Regions from separate parts of the Homo sapiens genome. Here region 1 is linked to region 2. A link is a loop called in an ENCODE intact Hi-C map of the cell type or tissue named here. Cell type or tissue: Caco-2. All regions are shown on one strand. Links, peaks and the distances in the headings refer to the core of each region. The heading gives the core; the rest is flanking DNA.

Evidence for each region. Hi-C counts contacts between places; a loop is a spot of excess contacts. Peaks named below come from ENCODE experiments on the same cell type or tissue, not always from the same donor. Only the 100,000 strongest peaks of a DNase experiment are listed, where the experiment ranks them.
Region 1: it touches region 2 in a loop (11-fold over the local background); 2 of 110 quality-filtered maps call a loop at or near these places.

The regions. Positions count from the first base shown.
Region 1 is chr14:37,558,089-37,571,070 of GRCh38, reverse strand. No RefSeq gene overlaps it. Among named protein-coding and RNA genes, the nearest start is that of FOXA1, 31 kb to the left of the region's middle. In Caco-2, for the core only: a CTCF peak has its summit at 5,279 (motif pointing right); a DNase peak (open chromatin) is centred at 5,310; H3K4me3 peaks cover 3,172 bases.
Region 2 is chr14:37,866,734-37,879,715 of GRCh38, reverse strand. No RefSeq gene overlaps it. Among named protein-coding and RNA genes, the nearest start is that of LINC00517, 29 kb to the left of the region's middle. RefSeq lists a silencer at 4,777-4,836. In Caco-2, for the core only: a CTCF peak has its summit at 4,878 (motif pointing right); a DNase peak (open chromatin) is centred at 4,875.

The DNA.
Region 1 (12,982 bases), core at 2,102-10,101, 310 kb after region 2:
TAGAGTTAACAGTGTAAGAAATTGGAAGCCAGAAAGTTCAGGGTGCATAGAGCCCAAGGTGACATTGAAGCATGAAAGGGGAGGTCACAGAAAGATAAAAGCTGAGAAAGTAGGTTGGAACAAAAGTCTGAAGGGCCTTAAATGCTCTAAGAAGTTTGGTGTTTATTCAGTTAATAATATTTAACATTAGAAAGATAATGTATGGATGATAAAATATTTGAATCCCTTGAAGAGATATGGTTAGAGGTATAAGGAGAATTTATAAGAAAGATAGAAGACAGGAAGAAAAGAGAAAATTTCATCTGGGTGTATTTGGCAATTGAGACTGTGAAGCTCCAGAGTAGAAAAAAGAAATAGAATTGGGAATCAAAGATGTTCATAATACAAAGGTGTAGATATGACCCTCCTTCAAGTACTGAGGCTCTTGATGGAAGGATTCATGTTACTGAGCTTGTACAAGTAGAATGCCATTATTTCACTAACACCCAGAAAATAATCCATTGCTATAATTAGCACTTAATTGTGCTATGTAACATGAAATTCCTTACTATATCTTTTCAGAGGCAGCAAGTAAGAACAGGTAGAAGGCAATTTCCTGGGAAAAGTGGTCTATATTTACTGTCTCCATTTCTACATTTTTCATTTACCTCTCAGTTCACTGCAATCTGGATTTTTGTCTCTCATTTCAGCAGAAATCACTCTCATTAAAGTCACCAAGGGCTTCTTAATAGCCAGTCCCAATGGCACTTAGTTCAAACATCATCTCCTTTGGGAAACCTTCCTTAATGTCACAGAAAGAGCAAGACGCCCTTTTACCTGTTTTGATCCTATGTCTGTCATGGCACCTAACACAATGTATTACAATTATTTAAAGCTATGTGAATTCCCTTTCAACTGTGATTTCCATGAGGTCAGAGACTATGTCTTATTCAACTTTGTATCCCCAGCACCAGGTATGGTATTGCCTAAATAACTAAGAAATACGAACAATAAACCCCCCTCTATTGTCTCATTCAATCCTCTCTGCAGGATACACTTTTAGACAAAATACTGAAGACTCTTTTTTTTTTTTTTTTTTGAGACGGAGTTTCTCTTTGTCACCAGGCTGGAGTGCAGTGGCGCAATCAAGACTCACTGCAACCTTCGCCTCCTAGGTCCAAGCGATTCTCTTGCTTCAGCTTCCTAAGTAGCTTGGACTACAGGCACCCACCACCACATCCAGCTAATTTCTGTATTTTTAGTAGAGACAGGGTTTCACCATTTTGGCCAGGGTGATTCAAACTCCTGACCTCAGGTAATCCACCCGCCTTAGCCTCCCAAAGTGCTGCGATTACAAGCCTGAGCAACTACACCTGGCCAAGACAAAATACTGAAGATTTCTAAATATAATCAAAACACAAATTGTCCCAAGGACTTCCAAATAGAACTAGAATGGAAACATTTCCTCTGAGAGCATTACTTTTACCTTTCATTGTACTGTACATTATTTGTAAATTATTATATGATTAATATATATTGATAAAGCTCAGATGTTTTACAATCAGTCTCCTTATCTCCCTACCCCTCACCCATTGCCACAGTTTATTATCCATACTTCTCATGACTCTATCATGTTGTGATTTCATTGGGTAAGGACTATTTTGATTTAGCTAAACATTTTAAAGTGTCTCTTATAAGATTCAAAGATAAATAAGAATTGATAAAAATAAACAACTCTCATGAACAAACATTATTTATCTCTAATTTTATCTAACATGGTTTTCTCTAGTAATACAGCTAATGGTTAAGTAATATTCCTCATGATCAATAAAGAAATTCAGTGTTTTATTATTCTAATGTTTTGTCAAATATTTGCATCTTTGAAATTTAACATGGGAAGACCATTCTTGTCTATATTTTTTATAAACACACACACTATTAATCTCTTTTTCATCCAATTTTGCAAATGTTTTGGAATTTACCACCCTGGATACATATGACAGTTTAGAGTTAGTTTGGTTCTTTCTCTTCCTTTTGCTCCTTTATTGCTAAATTGTTTCTTCTCATCACCTGTAAAGCTCACACTTTTTATTATTTTCTTTAATTCTGGTTAACATTTGCCTATTCAACCTTATACTTACCTATCTTCACTTCTCCCATTATCTTGTTCATCTCTTATTTTGACCATTTTACTCCAGTGAAAGGTCTTCCTATGACCTTCCTATCATATGGTACAACTATCTATGAATAACTATACAGGCATCTACATATGCCATGAAGATAATCATCCAGATCATCCTTGGAAAAAATTGGGGACAGCATTTAGTAAGGCATCAAGACGAACAGGGCTGTCATCTTTTAAGAAAGTTTTATTTTTTTAAATCAAATTAGTATCTAATGCAGCACAAAGTCCAAGAGAACCAAAAACTTAGAGTCTAAGAGGTGAAGTATTCAAGTTGTCAGTCCATTATTACCCCATGTGAGTTTATAATTTCCATGAAGAAACTTGATATATATTATGAACTTAAATAACAATGATAGTATATAATCATGTGCTAACAAGTAGTAGGGACTAAGCTTCAATGATCATTATATGAGGGTTGCTTGGGGTGGAACTAATATAAATAGATGGAACTGAGGTGGGAAAACAATGATATCTTGATTTGATATTAACTTGTGATAAATGTCCCAGTCCCTTAAATGCATTATTTATATATATTCCATATTTTAAAAATATGTCTATCAAACTAATTGCAATATTACCATTTAAATAAAATATACTGTGAGATAATGAACTATGTGAGCAAAGGAATCTGTAAATGCTTTGTTCTAAAATTATTACTTTTGTTTTTGCTACAAAATTTTCAATTTAATAATGCTGAGGATAGTTATTTTGAGAGGGGTTACATACAAGTATATTTTAAAATTATGTTCAGTTTTTAAGAATAAATTATACTTAAACATATTTGAATTTAGTTTCTGATTTTTCTTTAATGTAACAAAAGTCAAGAAAGGAAAATCATTTGGATGATTACATGTTTGTTGGTAGACACTATTAAAACATATTAAGCATTTATATGAAGCAGTGTTTTTAAAATGTCAAATAAAAGTATTTTCTTTTTGAAATGCTTTCTTTGATGCTTATTAAACAACCAGGCTGTTATGCTGGGGCAGCAGTAATGGAGGTTCTGCTTTTGCTTTTGAAAAGGAGCGTTGGAGCATCTCTGGATTTTAGATACATAGGAAACCCTTACAAAGACTTTGCAAACAGACTGAAGGAAAACAGATCGAAAATTGGTCTTTCAACTAGTACCTCATTATTGTTCCTAGTGGAAATTTTTCTTACTTTTAATTCTTTTTTACTTCTAATAAGGTGTAAACTATGCATATATAACAATGTTTGCTAGCCAGAGAATCTTAGAGAAGATATGCAGGAAATAAAATTTTTAGGAAATAAAATATTCTTTACAATGTATCTTAAAACAACAAAATGAACAATGAAGATGTATAAACTGGCTGTGCATTTACTTAACTTAAAGGATATCAGAATTAATATATTACAAAAAAAATTCATTCTTAAAAGCAAAGTATAATTGTTTGCCACAATTATTTTAATATATTTCTTTCCCAGGATAAATTTTAAACTCAGGAAAGCAAGGACTGGAATTGGAAGGGTTAAAAAAACACGAAGCAACAGTAACTCCATTTAGATAAGGGGATAGAAGGGTGGAGCAAGGGAACAATACACTAAAGTACTTTTCTTTCACAGATCTTGGTTCAAATTAAGGTTAAATTCCAAAGGAGGATGTGTTTTCCCCATATGGAGTCTTAAAGGACATGCCTTTGTTTCCAGCTTCCCAGAGAAGATATATGTTAACACAAACAAAGCATTTCATAATAAATTTAACTTTTATAGAGTGACTAATGCCCTGTGGAGATAAGGCGGACTCTCAGTCACCTGTGTTTAATCCAGGCTGAAGAAATTATGCCAAGGGCACACTGACAAAACTTTATTTCTTCGGAGAAGATGGCAGTAACTTGGTAGGGAGCAGAAAGGGTCTTGGTTTTAAAAGTCTTGTTAGAATGACTCTCATTCTCACTGTGAACCCAGTTTAGCATTTATGTACTTTGGAAGGACAAAGAGGTGAGGTAAGCCTGCCAAAATTTGAATCTGTGTTTCTGGGAACCTGTTAGTAGGTCAACTGTTACAAATGTAAGAGGAACTGCAAAGGAGCGGTAAATACTAGAAATTTGGGAGTTGGCCTGCAAATAGCTTTATTAAAGCTTGCATACTGTTTCTTCTTCTAGATCTCAGGTCAGGTGACATGATATTTAAAATGTCACAGAGTATCACTATTTCTCGATCCAAACAGGCTTGGGTGCAGGTAGGGTGGGAGGTAGAACACCATGTAAAGAGACAACTGTTTTCTGCTAAAAATATTTGACAGTTAACAGACAGAAACGGAGATCTTTAAAATTTTACTTGGGATCTTGCTAACAATAATAATTTATTAATCTATCTCTTCCTCCTAAGAAAGACAAATGGTTTATTTATGAAAATAGTACTTTTCTTTCCCCTTTCCCTTGCTTTTATCTCTATGTTGTTATTAACTAGAGGCCTAATTATGAAGTCCTTATTCTTGAAAAATGTCACTGAATTTGTGGTTAGGTAAAGTCACTCATTGAATATACACATCCCCTTTCCATGTGCAAATTCTATTGACTTCAATTGAAGAGTAAAAGTTAGTGCTGTGACATGTGAGGAAGGAATTCCTTTTGAGAAAAGGAAACAATCTATTTGCATCAATCATATCAAACACACTTGACTATACATTATAAAATATTTGATTTATTTTTTATATTTATATATTCATCCTTGATGAAAGGCTTAGGCAATCTATATAAAATTTAAATAAAATAGAATACCAGTCTCCCTTTCTTCTCCACTCACTAAAAAATGGAGACACTGACAAAGAATAAACTTGATTTAGTTGCTATATGAGAATTTTTGTAACACTTTAGTTTATCAATCTGCAGGTCACTAATATTGATTCTAGACAAAATTAAGCATCGTCACTTATTTTATACTTCTCATTTCTTTATAGTGCTCAAGTTCCTTCTTGTGCTCTGAATAAGAAAAAATACCTTTCATCTTTTCATGTTAGCCAGTGGCTAAAAGAAGATAACTTTTCCGACTCTAGCCTACTAGACAAGGGTAATGAGGTTTCTCTTCTCAGGCTATGTAATGCCAAATCCAAATATCAGAAATTAATTAACTGTCCCAAATTTCAGAAATTAACTTCTCAGAGAGGAACACCACAAGGGGGCAGGTGAATCCAGGCTAGGTCCTAGGTAAGAGGGTCTCAGTATTGGGAATCCTGGTCAAAAGATAGGGAAAGGTTAGGTGAGAATTAGAAACAACTCTAAAGATAGTATTTCTTCATGAACATAAGCATTGGATCTGGATCACCCAAGTGCAATTTTATTTAGAACATCTAGAAGACATTAATTACAATACAGCAAGAAAATAAGTGAAAGATATCAAACCAATGTAAATAGTAACAGGTTGAAAGTGCTTACTATGTTTAAGAAGGCCAATGGGATAATTTTACCAAGAAAAAAAAGACTGTATGTGAGAAGAAATCCAAAATTTACTACAGAGCAATCGGGGTATGGTTTGAAGATAAATTACAACCAGATAGGCAAAGTAGCAAGTAATTAAAAGACGACATGAGAAGATATCTTTGCTTCAAGGTGATCTTAATAATGAACAATTTTGTAACAGAAGCATAAAGTTTGAATAGAGCTATGCTAGTTTTTTTTTTCTGAACACAAAAATTAAGAAATTAATCTGAGGCACTTTAGGAAAGAGAAAATCTGCTATTTAAAAAGATTAAAGAGTCTGTTTTGATTTTCATTAGAAATTAAACTTAGCCTACGAATAGGAGGCAAAAATTGATGTTTAAAAATTAGTTCTCCTAAACAAATATTTTAAAGTTGATACCAGATATCCCCTGTGAGAATGTCAATGACAGTATCTTCTATGGCCAACATATACACATACCTTCTGTGCAAAACAGCCAGGATGAATTCTGTTTGGCAAAGCTGGAAATTATCACCAGTTTCTCTTTTATACCTCACTAACAAAATACATTTAATTATTTGATGTGAATAGACAGTATATTATCTTTTATAGATTAATAAAATTAAGCACACAGAATAGTGTAGGTTAATGAAGTACACAAGTTTTGGCTGTTACTGGTAATTTCTATTTCATTTCCAATAGCAATTAGAATCTTTAAAATGAGCTCTTAAGTAGCTTCTTTTATTTATGATAAAATTAACTTCTTTTTTAGGCCTATACAATAATTTTTTATAATGACAATGTACAAGTCATTTCTTTTATTATAATTCTATTGATTGATGAGGTTATCTCAAAATACACTTCAGGGCAAGCCAGGTTTTAGAATGTGGGACTCCAAATTGATCAAACTTTCTGTTGTACCATGATATATTTTGGTTTATTGGTATCATAGGACTTAACACTAAACTAGTAAGCCTATTTTTAACGCAAAACTCTGGACTGAAATGTGAATGCCTATTCCTATTGTACTTTAACGAAGGCTATTTCTCTCCAAATTCACTCATTCTTCTCATTGTATGTATACACATATATAAACACATACATAATATAGACACATACACATAAACTTATGTGTACATACATACATGTTGCAGTCCATTGGTGATATTTTAGAGCACTCTTTCTCCTCTTTTCACTCTGTGAATTCTCTTCTCTTCCTTTACTCCAAGTACTTGCAAAGTCCTCATATGCTTTGTCACCTTAAGGACATGGAAGCAGCTTCTGCAATGCTTGAAATAATAATGCTTTGATTTGTTAATGTGAAAAGTTGGATGGCTTTTAAAAGCTGAACAGTCCAGGGCTATTTGCACATAGTAGACATTCAATAAATATTTGTTGATTTGATTTATTCTAGGGTAAAGAACTGAGTAACAACTCTTTTTGTCTTCACTGATGTGCTATGGTTGAGCCTGTGTACAAATCCATTTATGAGTAAATATTAATGGTCATGGTCAATGAAGATGTTTTAGAGAGAAAAAAATCTAGATCTACAGGCTGTTAGTAACAGCAGTGATTGGGAGCATGTTTAATAAAATAAGTAGTTCTAAAAGAATAGATGACAGACACTATAAAATAGGGGCTCACTAAAGAGCATTCTGAATAAATTATCTGGAAAGAAAGTGGCTATTCCAAGAGTTTTACATTTTTGTTTCCATATACTAAGGCAACGGACCTTTTCATTAAAAAAATTAGGGATAATATTTTGGTTGTAAAATTTAGTGAGCATATATAAGCTACATAATACTTCCTTTGGTAGATTCTCCTTTACAATAGTCACAAAAGTGTTAATGTGTGGTTTTACTGACAAATGAGAGGTCCTGAACATAGAGAATGAGAATTTGTCCCAAATTTCAAGCAATGTATAACTTTTAAGGAGTTAAACTCTATACTCCTATCATTCAAAAGAGCATAATTGATTTATTTCCCTTTCTGATCACCAACAGTAAAAACTGTTTCTGAACTTACAACATGTTAAATTTTGGCTCAAGGCAAATTTACAACAGCAAGGTTTATAATAAAATCTGTCAAAACATTAACCATGATGGCACAGGTTTCAGCTCTAAACAGCGCAGATAGGGAAGCAGTATGGCTGACAACCTGAACAGCTTAGGGATGGATGCACGTTTGCAATTCTAGCTCTCAAAATGCCTGCTTATGTCACATTATAAATGTTTTTCAATTCCTCTGTTCTCATTTTTCACAAATGTGAAGGTTTTACATAAAAGGACAATGTTTTAATTAAGTGGTTTCAAAGTGATTTAGAGATCCTAGAATTAAAGATATAATTCTAAGTAAAAAGTTATTAGCTAAGAGCACTTAGATGTTCAAGACAAGAGCTAGGAAGCAATAGCGTTTTCATTTCTTCTGTGATGAATCTCAAGAAAAATTAAGTATGAACTAAGATAGTATCTTAACCTTTTTGCTACTTTAAGGCAAATATGATTCATTTGGCCACATGCTAGCATTTGAGCAATATTCATCTATATAATTTTAATTTTTCAACATAGAAAACAATGCTGGAAGTTTTGGCTTCCTGTTCCTTCATGGTAAAAAAGCTATATTTCCTGGAAAATCACAAGCAAAATACAGTTACTCTTATCAAAAGTGAATCACTCTGCCAGCAGTCAATTATAATCAAGATAGTCAACTTTGTGTATGAGGTACATACTAGAAACAATATTGGAGAAGGACATACTATATTGAAAAATGTAATTTGATTAGCCACAGACAGAATAGATTTATGAGAAGAAAATCTTCTTTAAGGAACTTAAAGTGTGTTAATGTCATGGTCATACAAGTAAAATGCAGTGAATATTCTTTGCTTGAGTGTTTCAGAGAGTCTGATACAACTGACCTATTTGTTGAAGAATGGCAGGCATGTTTTTAAGCTTTAGGATCATCATTCAACATGATGTTACCTGATGAAAACTGGTGGAGACTGAATCAGAGACAAAATAATATTAGTAACCAAATATCAATTTTTGAAGCTGTAGTTTGGTAGGTAATATTCATGCACAATTTATTTTTGCTCCCAAATATCTTAAAATATGACTTGGGTATTGAAAGAATAATATAACCAGAGAGTAAAATGTCAAGAAAGTATATCAAAGTAATAAGAACTCATATAACTTTGGTTGTTTTTAGAAAATGAGGGACCACTGAATTTGAAATCATGATTTAAAGTACATGCAGCAACATCAGAGGACATCCAAACAATTTACACTGGTTTATACATTGTTTGCATTCTTCTCCTTGCCTGAATTTGGACAAGCAATGTAGTTATCACTATTGCTCAATAAGGATTTAAATGGCCTATTTTCTTCTCTGGAAATTTTGTATAAACTTTGTAGTCAACAAAATAAAACCAGACTTCAGTTCATCATGGAGTGAAATTTCAAACTTTGGACTGCACGGTACCAATATTTAACAGCTACACAAGAAGTTTGGATTAAAAGAACAAACCAAGGCTGGGTGTGGTGGCTCATGCCTGTAATCCCAGCACTTTGAGAGGCCAAGGCAGGAGGACTGCTTGAGTCCAGGAGTTTGAGACCAGCCTGGGCAATTTCAGAAGACCCTGTCTCTACAAAAAATTAAAAAAAGAAATGAGCCAGGCTGGTGGCACGTGCCTGCAGTCCCAGCTACTTGGGAGGCTGAGGGGAGAATCACTTGAGCCCAGGAATTTAGGGCTGCAGTGAGCTATGATCACACCACTGTACTCTAGCTTAGGTGACAGAGTAAGACCCTGTCTCAACAAAACCAAACAAAACAAAACACCCAAAACAAAAAACAAACCACAACAGACACACCACACACACACACACACACACACACACACACACCCAAACCAAAAAAATTAAACAACAACATCAAACAACCCCACAACAGCCCTTCACTTTAAATTGATTAATTAATTATGGTTAAACAGCTATAGTATTCAGGTAAATACAATGTTTTACCTGGTAATGTGCCAGGTGCTAGATAATTTGACATAATTATATATTTTAATATCACTGATATAGGAAAAATATTTAAATTTTAAACTTTTAATGTCATATTTTTAGAACGGCACATCATACAAATGTTTAGAAAGTTGAAATAGTTTGAAAATTTAGGGTTTCATCATTAAACAAGGATGATTATCCATCAAGTATTTACCTGTGCAAAGAAATCGGAACAAAACTGAATCTCTCATCTTCAGGAGCTTGCATTCTAATGGGAAATAGTAAAGGAATACTGAAACCAAGAGAAAACTTAATAACTGCCCTAATAGATGAAGAAAGAGCTATATGGCAAACAGAAGGGAGATTAACTACAACTTGGTGGTGGGGTGAGGGTGGGGAATTAGGGAAAGCTTCATGTAGGGGGTGGTACATAAGTGTTCCTGATGGATGAATTGGATTTAAAAAGTGAAGGTGGATTTGATTGAGTAGAGGGTTAAAAATGGCAAATGACTCAAACATTGAAAATATAGGGTAGGAACTGAAATGGAGAGTATGCCTGGAGTACACGGTCTCAGGTATTAGTATGTTATGAATAAAAGTCACTTTTATTAATTTTCTTGCCATTCATAAGAAAACAAAATGTAGCATAGAACTTTTATGTATAATGTGGGAAATTGGTTCTTTAAAAAAATGCAACATGAGCCCAGACAACTTTCCTAAAATATAAAGAAAATAATATCTGCAATATGTAACTAACTATATTCCTTGAAAAGTTGTTGCAATTTATAAAAGTATTTTATTTATAAAAGCAGAAACCAATTATTGCTGTGATATAATTGAAGCTTTAACTGAAACTTCTGATTTCAAAAGCTTTTCCTCACTTCTTTTTGACACCAATTACTTATTCATATTCCTACCTTCCTCTATGTCACCTAAATAAAATTACATAACTACTCTTTATAATATGATCACAGTTTAAGAAAAGATGCAAAAAGCAAATCCAATTTTGCAAAGTGCTAAGACTATAACATACTAAGACATTAGTAATCGGTGTACACATTTAGATAAAGTGTAATTCTTCAAAGAAATAACACTGAGATATTTTATGTCAAATTATATCATTGTTCAAAATATATTTGAATTTTCTCCCACAGAAGTATCTTCAGAACTGGTTTATGAGTTAGAGAAGAAATTCAGTCTCTTGTCTTTCAGTCACTTGGCTTTTAGTCTCAAGATAGTATAGTTAGAAGCAATATGAAGCTTAGCTATTTTAAAGAAAAATTTGTTCTTAGCAAGCCAAAGTGTACCTAATCTATATGGGTCTGAGAGACATTCTTTGTGACATTATCAGGAAGATCTCCCTAAGCAACAAAAAACATTGGCATGGAAGAAAAGGGCCACATGAGATAAAGTATACATGACTGGTGCATTTGGCAGTTCTCACCTTTTAAAAATATTATACAGTTATGGTTCCTCTATTTTAGGCAAAGTTCCTAAGTTTTAAAACAGGTATGCTTTTTGAAGTTTCTGCCACAGTATGTATGATTTTTGAAATGAAAGTTACTTCTTAATTTTTGTTAGTGCACTTTGGTTTATTTCTTTACTTTTCATATATATATTTTAAAGGCTACCTTTTAGGGAGCAGTTGGTCTAGGGAGGCAAGAGCATCTTAGTTGCATGAAGACATATAAATTATATAATCTTATTATAAAACCAAAAATGTTGATCGCTGCTGTTTTCTAAGTCTTGCTTTACATGGAGCCAGTGTTAAAAGTTCGTTAGCTAGAGCTTAACAACACAATGGCTTGAAGGAATGGAGTTACCACACAAGTGCTTAAATTCCATGCCGGATCCCTAGCTACAACGGAGAAGAAAGTTCAAACAACAAAAACAGAGTTGCAAGGTCTGAACTTGTGTGTCACGGATACCTCTTACTCATCACCAGGCAGCTCTTATTCAGGGCAACCAGGCCCTCCCAAGCAACATGGTTAATTGAATAAGGATTCTGAACCTTTTGGCTGCAGATAAACCAAAGTGGTACATGGCTCATAACTCAAACATTTCATTTTCGGCAGCTGTTAATTTTCTTGCCCAGGCTAATTTGGATTATTCAATCATTTTCTTTTCTTTAATGAAAAACTGCTTGTAGTTACTGGTGGGGACAAAGAGCTGCAATTATGGACCTTGGAAGGTAAATTTATTATCTGCTCATTTTAATCATGTATACAAGTGATACTAAATTCAGAACATTTTATTAGCAGTGCAGTTCTCTCTCTCTCTCTCTCTGTGTGTGTGTGTGTGTGCGTGTTTAGATTTAATAACATTCAACCATGACTACTGTTTCCTGCTATGATGGACCTGGTACCTCCTGCAGTAAGCAACTAAAAATGTTGGATAGAAAATGAAAAACATCTTTTCAAATTCATCAATATGTTGGCAGTCAATAAGTCAATAATACTCTGAGGCCCAAACCTAAGTAAAATGTAATCCTAAGTGGTAAGTAAAGCACAAAAGGCAGTTTTCATCTTGAAAGTGTTTGTCTTATGACAGGGGTAAAGTTGAGCTTGGGTTTTCAGGGCCTTGTAACGTAGCAGGGGACAAAGTACAAAGCCAGAATCCATCCGGGGAGAGAAATCTTGAACTCAGGCTATGAATGAAGGATTAACATGGATGAAATTGGAAATCATCATTCTCAGTAACTATCGCAAGAACAAAAAACCAAACACCGCATATTCTCACTCATAGGTGGGAACTGAACAAAGAGAACACATGGACACAGGAAGGGGAACATCACACTCTGGGGACTGTTGTGGGGTGGGGGGAGGGGAGAGGGATAGCATTGGGAGATATACCTAATGCTAGATGACAAGTTAGTGGGTGCAGCGCACCAGCATGGCACATGTATACATATGTAACTAACCTGCACATTGTGAACATGTACCCTAAAACTTAAAGTATAATAATAATTTTTAAAAAAATGAATGAAGGATTAAAAAAAATTTCCCCTATGAATTTTATAACCATAAGCTAGCTCTTCTGTGGATTTTCAACCCAAATTAACATTACCTAAGTGGCCTAATGAAAGTCAAATTAAGATTTAAAAGTGATCTAACATGTTTCCAAGTGACTGGCAGAAGCAAATGTAAAACTTTATGGAGGAACCCACCTTTAACACAGGCTTTGAAAAACTCCATAGAGAATAGTTCTAAGAAGATATAAGCTCACATTAATAAATCACCAAACATCTAAAGAAGTGAGGCAAAATAAAGATAGCTAGCAGAAATAATAGACAACAAAATCAGAGCAGCAAATTCTTGACATGTCAAAATTATAAGAAATTAAGTATGAAATACATGTTTAAAACATATAAGAAAATAAAAAATTAAAAATATGAGATAGGAACTCTAAAAATGATCAA
Region 2 (12,982 bases), core at 1,841-9,840:
ACTCTGTGATGAGGTTATTAATTTGCTTCCAATATATAGATGAAGAAACTTAAGCTCAGGGAAGTTGAAGCAAGTAAGTGACTGGGCTGGAACTTAAGATGGGCATAACCCTGGAGCCTATTCTCTTTCCACTGGAACACACTGGCCTCCATGTCAGAGTTTCTCTTTAGTAGCCTTCCACTCATCCTGCCTGGAGCCCTCCTGTGTTCATGCTGTTCTCCTACCTGGAAGGCCTTCCAACCTCCACTTCTAGCAATTCACAACTGCCTACTCTTATTTCTGGACCCAGCCCAACTCTGCTTCTCCTAAGAAGCCACTCGAATAACTTTGACCCATGCTCTCCTCTCTCCTTTTAACTCTGGGAGGCAGCAAATCTCAGGCCAGGTTTGAACACTAGTTCAAAGACATAGTGCCCCAAGATGGCACTCACTTTCCGTGTCTCCACTTTCTCTTCTGTAAAATGGGGATAATAATCACCCCTACCCCACAGGATTGTTGTCACGGTAAAAGAGTTAATAGACATAGAGTGACTAATACAGAAGCTGTTGCATAGCAAGTGTGCAATAAATGTCATTGTTATTCAGTTTTACCCAATGATCACTTCATGATACGCTGTCCTATTCCTTAATCATGTATTCATCATGCATATATCTAATGTCTCTGACTAGAATGTCAGGTCTTCATGGGCAAGACTGTACCATATTTTTATCTTTACCCCAGAGGCACACAGGACCAGGCATGTTGTATACATTTAAAAATATCAAATTTTAACATTACAAAACTGGCCAATGCCAGAAAAAGAATGATGACTTCTTCTTCTCTTCCTCCTCCTCCTTCTCCTCCTCCTCCTCTTTCTTCTTTTTTTTATTATTATTATTATTTTTTTTTTGTATCAAAGGAACATCCAGTGATGATTTCGTTTTGGGAAACTCAGTAGGATGGCTTGTAAGTTCTATGCACGGAAGTGCTCTTGGGAAGAACTACCGTACAATACTGCTCTGGGCTCTGCTTGGTGCCTGAACAGATTTAAGTTTCAGAGATTCTGTACTGAGAGTGGGATGTGCAAAAATTTACACTGCTTTATGTTTCCAAAACCGATGTTAGCTTAGCTTTAGAGTCTTTATTTTCACTTAAGTTTACCCAGTCACTTCAAATTTAAACCTTTCATTTGAAATGATTCTCTCCCTCCCACTTCTTTTTCTCTCCTTCTTCACCAGGGTAGTCAAAGTTCCTAAGCCCAACCATGGCAAGGATGGAGTGAGAAATAGGCCATACATCTGGAGGTTTTTTCTAGCTCTGGGCTTTTAATGAGCTTGTGAATATGGCTCTCAGAGGTCAGTTTGTTATACGTGGCTCTGCAGAAAATAGAACATTTTAAACATCCTCAATATAGCCACTTTCTTTGTCTCTGATTTTCTTTCTAACCTCACTCAACTGTATTCATTCTGTAAACTCCATCCCCCAATACTAAGCACCTTGCTGTAAGGAAGTTACAGTTTACAGTAAATGAAAAAACCTCCAGCCTGGCTTACTTTTGCCACTAGCCATAAGAGAAACACATTTCTTTCTTGTTCACAGAAACACAAAACAGCACAAAAAAGGCACATGAAGAAATCCCACAGGAAAAGGCATCCAGAATATCTAAAGCAAACAACATATTTTACTGCATTTATTATCTTCCCAAGAAATGAAAGTGTGAGAGCCCTTAGATATCTGTCCGCAAAGAAAACATTTCTGTTCCACTAGAAATGCCCTACTAAGTTTGATGGTGCCCAGATACTGGTCTTCCTTCTACAAGTTCACCTGTTAAATGCTGTTTGTTCCTCAGAATGGGGTTCTGCATTCTTACTTCCACATTCACTGTTAAAAGGGAGCCTGGTTCAAGCAAGATTGGTGAGTGAAAAGGAAATGTAGAGAGAAATGACAGCTCCCTAAGAAGCAACACTTTTTTTCCCTAGAAAGTGACTTGAATCGACTTCAGTTGAAGAATAAATCATCCTCCAACTGCACCTGCTCTATTGATGGCTCACCGAGAGTTCTAGAAGAGCTCGGACACTCACTGATTGTGCAGGATTCTTAGAGTTACTACCTGTCATTGTGTGATTTTATTCCTGAAGCCTCTGGTGAGTTATATGGCATGTGCTTATGTAGGTGGAAATAGAAATGTATAAATCAGTATATGATCAGCCAGGTCTGAGAATTTTACAGCATCTTTTGACATATTGGAAGCAGACTAAAATTGCAAAAGCAGATTCTTGGCTTCAATCCGAAGCAATAGGTAGTGCTGTGATCAGAGAAGTGCTAAATGTAAGTTTGGAGAAACTTTTTTACAAAACACACACCAACACTGGTTTGTTTTCTGAGACTGGTCCTCTAGACTTCTTGGGATATCTCTGGGGACCCTGTTTGCTAGACCAAGCCACAAGCTCAGGTGGCCAGTCAATGTGTCCCATTGCAGCCTGGGTTCAGCTGCCCTTGGGACTTATAGCAAAGACAGATGTGAAATACTGCTACAGAAGGGCTAATTATGTAAAAAGTAGTTATGCGTGTTAAGAAAACTTTAATGTATTTCACTAAATAAACAATTTTTCAGTAATAGCCAAATATAGAACCCAAAAAAACAAAACCTAGTTACAGAGTAAAATCTTCCTGACTTATACTAAGTTTATTTTGACTCCTCTTTCTCACAGTCTCTGCATAATTGATTTAAAAGCAAATTGCATTTCTAATAATAGATTAGTGTTATTTTTCTTCTACTCTGCTGTAAGCCATAAAAGCAAACATGCCCACTTAATCCATTTTCAGAGTTTCTAAACAACCTGCCTACTCCTTCTCAAATAGTGTGAGTTCCCCCTTCTGAAGTAAAATTTTTGGGGGGCAAAGTCATATTTTGAAATTCTTCTTGTCAAAGCAGAATTCTGTCTTTGAACTCCCCTTTCCAATAATTCTATCCAGGCATGAACTGGTATCACTCTCTCTGCTTTATGCCTGGATAAAACTATCCTTATAGTTTATACACCAGAGGCTTGTTTTCAAAGAATGAGCATCATTTGCTATGGTGATAAATATACTCTGTAGAAAAACTTCAGACTACATTAAACCCATTTACTAAAGTTTTGGAGCAAGAGGGGGCTGGATGGCAGAGAGTGGAGGGGAGGACCTCTTTCAGGAAGTAGATGGAACATGGGTAGCCACAGTCTACAGTTCTGTGTTCTTGGGGCATGCAGAAGGAAGAGAATTAGTTGTCTTTTCTGGTCGGCTGGGAACAGGGGGATATGGTTTCAGAGCCTACACTCAACCCAAAGTCTGGCATGCCCATAAGTGATACCATGGCCCAGAGACTTAGGGTCAGCTTCAACCTGCATGAACAATAGCAAGTTTGGTGAGAATGAAAAAATTCTATCACATCATTTTCCCTGTGTTTAACTCTCCAGTGGCTCCCATTGTTCTTACAATAAGATCAACCACCAGCTAACTTCCAGGTGCCACTAAACCCTGCCCCATTTGGCCTCAATGTCCCTCACAGACTGTCTCCAGCTTGCGCTCGGCCACACTCCTTTTTCTGGTGCTCCCACTCAGCTCCTGCTCCTCTCAGGACTTTCTTGACTTAAATTGCTCTTTCCCACTCACCCCTCACCAACTCCAATATCCTTTAAGTCTCCATTTAAATGTCATTTTTTCATGGAAGCCAATTTAAACTTTCATCAGTTTCTCTTGATACAGTTGTTATGAAATCATAATTTGCTTAATCGCTGTCTTACACATTAGACTGGAATATCAATGAAAGTAGGAACCACGTCTACCCTGAATTCTCAGAACCAAACACATGTCTGGTCTATGGTGGGTGTTTAGTAAACCTTTGACAGTCAAATGCCTGAGAATGAATGAAGTTGTGCAAGAGAACATGGGGGAATACTTCATTAAGTAACATGTTGTGTTTCTAGCATTCTGAAAACCCTGCAGACTAATGTCTCCCAAATACCCAGTGCAGTTATATAAAAAGATTTTATAATTTATAAACAAAATAGAGACTGGGTGCTGTGGCTCATGCCTGGAATCCCAACACTTTGGGAGGCTGAAGCGGGAGGATCACTTGAGCGCAGGGGTTCAAGGTCAGCCTGAGCAACATTGGGAGAGGAGACCACATCTCTACTAAAAATTTAAAATTTATCTGGATGTGGTGGCACATGCCTGGGTGACAGAGCAAGACCATGTCACAACAAAATAAGACCCTCCAAAACCAAAATAGATCTTTTTTAAACTTATAGGATAAGTTTAGTCTATCTTCAAAGCCAAAATGACATTCCTATTAATTGTGGGAGGTAAAGGGGAAAAGATGCAGGAGGATTGAAATATTGTAGCACAATACACGTGCTATGCCTTCCTGCCATCTCAGCTTTTAATTTAGTGGATTTTTAAAATTTAGAATTCCAAGTATGGCACTTCCTGTTCTCTGTTATTGCAGACAGCCGTCCAGGCAGAAAAAAGCATCTGGACCAGAAATCATCATTACCAAGTGACAGAACTGGAACAGGTATTAGAGTGATCCAAGATAATTACTGAGTAGAAAAGATTGATCTCGACTGTTTCCTGAATGTAGCTGAGTTTGACCCAGAACAGTGCTTCTCAAACTTTAATGTGCATATGAATCACTTGGGATCTAGTTAAAATGCAGATTCTGATTCAATAAATATAGAGTGGGGCCTAGGGTTCTGCATTCCTAACAAGCTCCCAGGTAACAGACGGGACTAGTCAACATGGATTGGCACAGGTCAGAGGGCACAATCATGCCCAGACGCAAAGAATGTTCTTCACAGAAAGGAAGTGGTGGGGCCACGCCCAAAAGGGTGAACAGCAAAGCCCAGATGTCGCCAGCAGAGGGCAGCAGAGGGCAGGTTAAAGTGCACTGGATCCGGCCAAACTCAGCCCAAAGGCAGCTCCAAAATAGTTCACATCAGAGCATGCCTAAGAGGACAGGGGAAAAGCAGGCGCTGAGACCACCAGCGGCCTGAAGGGAGATGTTCACATGGATCGAATACACTCACTGGAGGGAGCACTTTGTGACAGCAGAAAGAACACCAATCCCGGGCAGGAGACCAAAGATCTAAGTCAAACACAACAAGAGAGCAGTACATTGGGGCCAGCCACTCACCATCAGCCTTGATTTCCTCATCAGTCAAACAAAGGGTGGTCGCTAATGAACGCTTCTAGTTTTCACGTTCTGCGTCAGTGGTTCTTGTTCAGACCTCGAGGAATCTGGAAGAGACCATGGAGAGACGGCTGGTCACCTGCCAGGGTGAGGCCTTTGGGAATGTGATGGGCAGGGAGTTGGTTTTGTTTGAAAGTCAGGGCTCAGTGGAGGCTTTTCTATTTTAATTATCATTTTCATTTGTTATCAAAGAATACGTGCACTTCGGACAAAAAGTCAGATAGGGAGGGGCCCGGTGCGGTGGCTCACGCCCGTAATAACAGCACTTTGGGAGGACGAGGCGGGTGGATCACTTGAGGCCAGAAATTTGAGACCAGCCTGGCCAACATGGTGAAACCACATCTCTACTAAAAGTACAAAAATTAGCCAGGCGTGGTGGTGTGTGCCTGTAATCCCAGCTACTCAGGAGGCTGAGGCAGGAGAATCACTTGAACCCGGGAGGCGGGGGTTGCAGTGAGCCAAGATCATGCCACTGCACTCCAGCCTGGGCGACAGAGCTAGACCCTGTCTAAAAAAATCAGATTGGACTAAAAGTCTTATAACCAAAACAACAGTCCCTTATCCCTCTTACATTCCTTATCTTTTTCCCCCAGAAACAATGTCTTCAAACTCTTTTACTGTTTTTCCTCCATTTTTTGCCTCCATATTCCTGAATAATATATACAATATAATCCTATTACTTGATTCATTAGCTATTGATTTTTACTACAGTGGATTAGGATAACAGTTCAATTATACTATCTTTTCCCCTTCAATATTCTCTAAACATAATTTGTCTTATTAATATATCTGGAGTCATATCTATATTCAGTTTCTGTATTTTGACTATGTACATATTATTCATTAAGTCAGGTAATATACTATGATTATATTTAATTTCTTATACAACTTTTTGTCTGTCCTGGAATTAATAATTGTCTTATTTTTTTCATATGCTTTGTTTAAACATCTGACTAAGTTTCCCATACCCTCCAACATGCTTCTATTGAAGACAGTTTTCTATAGAGGCATCTTTCAGATTATTCTTGCTTTCACCTGTTTTGCATTGGATCCCATACATCCTGAATACCATCCTTCCTTCTCCTAGTTTGCTTCCTCCTTTTAGTGGAGCATTTCCACCAGCAAGGCCCACCAGCCCTTCCACCAACACCTTGACAGTAATCAGGGTTGTCTAAGTCACAGGCTCTTGTAGATTTCTCAGGAAGAACTCATAGGATTGCCACTTCCTAAGTTTGGGCATGGTCATAAAGCATGTCTGAACTGTGTATGTGAAGGTAAGTTTGGCTGGATATAAACTCCTTAGCTGACATTTTCTTAAGTATTGTAATTATTATTCTGTTGTTCTCGGGCTAACATACTGCTCTTGGATGGTCTGATGAAAATTTTATTTATTTTCCCTAACACGTGAATTGTCCTCTTGCCTGGATACCCAAAGTGTCTTTTTTCTCTGTCTCTTTTAGGTCCAATGTTTACTAGAATATGTCTTGGTGTTGGTTTTCTGGGGAACAGTTTTCCCAAGTCATTCCTTTTAATATGAGACCTGACTTCATTTTTTTATTTCAGGAAAGTTTCCTCATATTACAGATTTTAGTATTTCTTGTGCTTCATTTATTTGCTTTTCTCCTTTGGGGGTTCCTATAGCATGTATATTGGATGTTCTTTGTTCTTTTATGTATCACTTTCTCTCAAACACTTTCTTTCCTTCATTTCTTGATTTTTAAAATTTTTTTCTTTTTTCCCTCTTCTATTTAAGACAATATTCATTGTGTTAATTAACTTTTACTTTCTTCCCAGTTTTATCGTTTCTAATTTTTTAAAAAGTTTTTTTTTTTTTATAAATTCTGTTGTCATTGAAATGATCCTTTTGCCCAATTCTCATTTCCGAGTTTTTTCTAATTCTTATTTCTGTTGTTCTTTCATAGTTTCTATCACTTTCTTAAATTTTTTAGCTTATTTTGAAACATCTGGTTATAATTGTCTTCTATTTCGGCATATTTCTCTAAATTCTTCATTGAATAGAGACATTTTCTGCTTTTTATTTTCCTTTTTGCATAACTTTGTATGCGATTCACCCACGATCCTTTTTCTGTTGCTCATTTTTCAGAAAGATGAGTTTTTCTCCACTTTTAGGAGAGAAGGATGTGTCTAGATCACTTTTCTAGGCCCATAGCTCTAGAATTACCTCTTTTGTTGTTTTTAAGGAGATAAATACATCCTGGCTTTCTGAGATGTTCCTTCTCTGCTCCCTCTCCCATTCTCACCGGAATTTCTCATTCTGTTGGTGTTGTTATTCCTATTGTCAGGTTGGATTCTATTCCCAGCAGTTTCTCCTCAGTGCAGGACTTTGCCTCTGAAGGGAGTTTGGGGTTTTTTGTTTCTGGAGTTCATGGGCCCCAGAATGCCCCAGATACATTCCCAATAATTGGAATCTCCAGCCCACATCACAGATTCAACTGAGACTCAGGTATGGAAACTCTAAATGCAGTAGTCTTTTTCCAGCATCTCACTGCAAAGCAGCAGAGTGTGGCGCTTAGTTTCCCACTGCTTGTACCACACACCCCTCCCGGAGATTTCTTGAGTATGTAACACCCTAAGAGGCAAAGTATGGACGGATGCAAGTGACAGTAGCATAATTTATGAATCTCCTTGAGTCTCCCTCCACATGACTGTCAGACCGCTATTAACCTTGTAAAAGTCTTTACATTTTTACCAGTATTATTTCAAAAACATACAGCTCATTGGACCCATGGTTTGAGGTTTTGTTCTAGTTTCTCTGGCAGAGTGTCTGAGCTTGAGGTGACTCTGCAAAGCTGGGCTTATACAACCAACTCTGAGCTTAGCTTCACCATTAGTAAACAAGGTAAACAATGCCCACCTCACAGAGCTACTGAAATGATAACAAAGTTGAAACATATGAAAGTACCTCCTTCATTTCACCTGATATATAAAAAACTATTTACAAACTGTAAAGTGATATGACACTGTATGTTATTTCAAATAGATTTATGAAATACGTGAAGCCCTATAATTTTATGTTTAACTGCATAATTTTCACTTAATATACAATATTAATAATTGTTTTCTTTTCCCACTAGAATGTTTGCTTCAGAAGAGCAGTGATTATTGTCTGATTTAGTTCGATGCTATATCCTCATTGCCTCAATGCCTATGATGTACCTGGCACATCATAGACATTCAATAAATACTGGATGAATGAGTTGTTTGTGCTAACTTTGCCTTAAAGCATATGATGCAACAAATAAAACAAATGGGCAAAAGTTAAATGGTTACTAGGTTGTTGTTGGATTGGGCCTGTGGAACAAGCTCTGCCAACTTATTTCTTTAGCATTTCAGTTTGCTTTGTATTCTTGCCTACAAGTGACACTGGCTCCCCTGCTGCAGCTAAGGGAATGAGCAACACCCGAAGTGCCAGAAACAGCTCCTGCAGAAAATGTGGCCACACCGACCTCCAAGTCTCTGTCCTCCAGGCCAAAATACAGAAGGCTTGAAACACCGTGGATAATGGCTGGGCAGAGAACAACGAACCGGACTGTCTTTCTCTCACAAGTGTTTATGGAAGTCTGGCAGTCCGTCTTTAAGTAAATAGATTTGTTTTAATGGAGCAATCTATCAAATAAGCAGGGCTGCTGAGAAGGGGGGAAGGAAGATACAGTGCTGCTCCCTCGCCCTTGGGAGCCATTTCTTTAAGGATAACAAATGCGAGTGAGGTAGTGATACTCAAAGCAGGAAAAATAATAGCCTGTGGCTTAGGATGGTCTCATCTAAACTCAACGTGTGGATGGGTTTTGTGTGTTTAAACAGGCAGCTCTGCATCTCAAAAACACGGAAGAAGGAGCAAACAGACGCAGAACCAATACCAGGAGGCTTCTAGTTAGTGGGTTTTGTAAGAGAAGGGTGGTACAATGAACAGATGAATGAGCAAAGGTTTAGTCTCTACAGGTTTTCTCCCTCTACTACTGGAGGGGGTGTCAAAAGTGCCAATTTGCTTGCCCACCACACAGTACTTGATAAATGAGTAACATATTTACAGCGTGAGATGCATGGGGCGGGGTGCCGGGTGCAGGGGCGGGACAGGGAGAAATTACCAAATATTCACATGAAGACTCATATTTTGGACTTTACTCACAATATTCGCAATGACACAGTGAAAGGGCCAGGTGTAGTTTAACCCTTTTAGTTTGTGCCAGAACTTTACATTCTTTGGAAAGAAGGGATTTAATGTAAACTACAGACACTTTAATCAAGTGGCTTTCTTCACATACCATGAAAGCATTTTGAAACATTCAAGTAAAAAAAAAATTCTTTTTTTCTGAAAATATAACCTCTTAAACACCAAGGATGCTGCCAGACCAAGTCCCATCAAGTAAAAGAGCACAATAAGAAGCTTAAAAAGGGTTAGGATTAGGTTACATTTGTATAAATAAGCCGGTTTTTGTTGTTCAGGTCTCAATCCTTAAATGATCCCATCTTGTGTGTGGAAGGTGTCTCCTCATTAAATTATACATTAATATTCTCAGCATGGGTCCCAGTGGGATCCAGAATTTCCCCAGGGCTCACCAATTGTTAGAGGCAAATAACTACATCAATAGCAATAATTCAAATTTTGCTCACCCATTGTCCCCACGTGCTGCAAGGCCCCTCACCCCAACCAGGTGTTCCTGAGCCCCCTGTGAGTGTCCCACTTATGCAGATGAGAAGCCCTTGCCTGCTTACTCCATAGGAGCACAGGTGCTGCTGCCCCACTGGCACCTTCTGAGGGATACAATTCCCAAATGCCATTCTTGCCCCTGTGCTATCCCCAGGCTCCCAAATGTGCAGAGTGCACTCGATTCCAAAAAAAAATGCACATCCCCTTCAAGGCGCATTGGGTCAGAGCCATGCAGGTCCTATGAGAAAAAGGCTAGAGGGCCTGTTATTCCAGCACCATGTCATAACATGTTTGTTCCTTGAGCTCCGAAACAGTCTTTTGCCCCACATTTCACAAAATCTTTTATGAAACCATTTTCATCTGCTTTTGCCTTCTGTGCCTCTCTCTGCCTGTCTCAGATCTAGACCAGGGCCCTGGGAATTGAATAAGCACCTCTCTTCCATTCCCCCAGACAGGTACAAAAGTCCTCTTTTCAAGATAAATGAAGTCCCCATGCAAATTAACTCTTCTGGGGCCTTCCCTACCATTTTGCTAAACATGCCCAGACATACTTGAACCTTAACAGTAGGTAGCATCTAATCCTGCCTCACTCTTGTATCTCACACCCAGGATCCAGTCCCTGTAAATTTTTTCTTCATAAAACTTTACTTTGACCCTTCCTTTCCTTCTCATCTGCCACCACCTTAATTCAAGCTTATCACTTTGCTCCTTGCTGCCTCCAAAGCCCATTAATTAGAATCAGTGCTCATTCATCCTAAAAGCTGCTACCAAAATAATAATCCTTAGACTCTGCCTTGAACACATAGACTGTTTGTAGTACTTTCCAACTTTCAATTGGCCATACGAGTTAGTTGTCATTTACTGGAGAGAGTAGTAGCCTCCAACTCTGTCAACCCACATTCAAACCTTAGCTCTGTGCTTGCATAACTTTAGGATACAATCACTGGCTTTAAGCCTAAATTTCATCATCTTTAAAATGTAATATTAATATCTGCCTCATAAGGCTATGTAAGAAAAAGATAATATGACATGTTTTTCAAATTTGAAAATACAAATGTAAGAGGTAATGTTGTAAGAAGTCCTCCATAATCTGGCCACCACCAACTTTTTCCATTTTTTCTCCAATTATTCCCATTCCCAGCCCTCCTCCCTAGCCTCATCAGTCTGTTTCTTGCCCTTTAAAGGAGTCTGTCACTTCTAGCTATTGCTAGTCATTGGAACAGATTAACCAAACTGTCAGTGGCTTAATACAAAAGTTTATTTATTGCTTACTTAAAACCCAAAACAGGTGTTCCTACTTGGCAGGTGGCTCTCCTACAATGGGTGGTTCAGGGATTCAGGATTCTTCCATCTTTCAGCTCTGCCATCCTTAACATATGACTTCTAGGGTCACTTCAAAAGGAGAGAGAACATGGAGAATCACACGTGGACGGTTGTTATAGGCACATATCAGAGCTCAGAGTCATATAACATCTAATGTAGTCCAGTGGGATATCCAGCAAGATGAGGACGGGTTTGGTGAACGGTTGGCTCCCTATGCAACCAGCCCAAACACACAACCACAATGTATTTTCCGGGATGTATTCCCAGATACACCCTTCAAATGCCAGCTAAGGCCTCCTTCCATTCATGAAGTCCTTCTGGAACAATCTAACTCATAATCTTATACTATAAACTCAAACTCCTAGCACATATTATACTATGCTCTGACTCATTGATCTCCTTTTTGTTAAATCACATACATTTCTAGATCTCTTTCTTCTCAGACTCTGAGATATTTAAATTTGATAGCATGCTTCTTGATGAAACACTTCCCTACATTAACACCCCTGAGTTTAGACTTTCTTCATTCTTCCCCTACGAGACCTATTTTTGGTTCAGTTTTTTCTTCCATTGAATAACTTTAAGAGTCTCCACTCCTCTAAAACTGGTCTTCCATTTGCTCTAACTGTAACCTCTACCCTGATGTCTTCCAAATCTGAATCCTGTCTCACAATCACTCATCCCTACTCCACAGCCACTATTCCAGCTATCTGCAGGATTTCTGTGGTAGCTCATCTCCACAGATCCAAGGATACCTACCGCTCCCTCCCCAGTGAACTACCCCTCTTTGAATCCATGCCCTGGGTATCCCTTACCCCTTCAATCTGGGGCCATCTGTTAATGTGTTAAGTGATAGAAGTGAGATGCTGTGGTTTCCAAAGCTGAAGGTCATAATAATCCATGATGCTTCCACCTAGGTCTCTCTGAATGCGCCCATTCTTGGAACACTCATTGTGTTGTGAGAAGCCCAAGATTCATGCGGGCATCTTGGTTGACAGCCCCACCCATGCTCCCAGCCAGCAGCAAGCAGCACATGCAAGCCATGTCAGTGAACCCAGCAGAGACTTCCAATGACTCTAGCCCCAGCCACCACTTGCCTGCAAGTGTGTGAGAAATCCTGAGGACAGCCCAGCTGAGTGAGTCCCCATCAACCCCTAGAACCATGAGAGATAATGCAAAATGTTTGTTATAAGCCACTAAGTTTTGGGATGGTTAGTTACACAGTAATAACATAACTTGGGTATCTAACCGTTCAGCTTGCCTACAAAATAGGTGTTCTCAGTAGATGCGTTTCTTAGTCAAATAGAAAAGAATTCAACCTTTTCAGGTAAAAGTCTTGACACCATTATTTCCCTTTCCTTCTTCTCTATTCTAACTTACCCACTAGACTGTAAGCCCCATCAGTCTAGAGACTGTGCCTGGTCCCATATCCCCAGCACATTTGCTAGTACATAATACTGACTCAATAAAGATTTTGTAAATAAATTACTGAATGAATTATTTTGGAAATTATTACTGAACCATAAAATTCACTTCTTAATAAAATTTCATGGATTCTCAGTAACAGTTTTTGTTGCCAACTCAACCATATTAGAATAGTTGTTATTGAGTGCATAGGTGCTAGATGTTATATTTATCATCATTTTAACTCTCATAATAACACTACGAGATATACATCATTATTCACTTTTTATAAGAGGAATAAACCAAGGTTGAAGAAAAGTCAAATTCCTGGCCCTATATCACAAAGTTTGAGAGTTTAAGAGTCAAGATTCTTAACC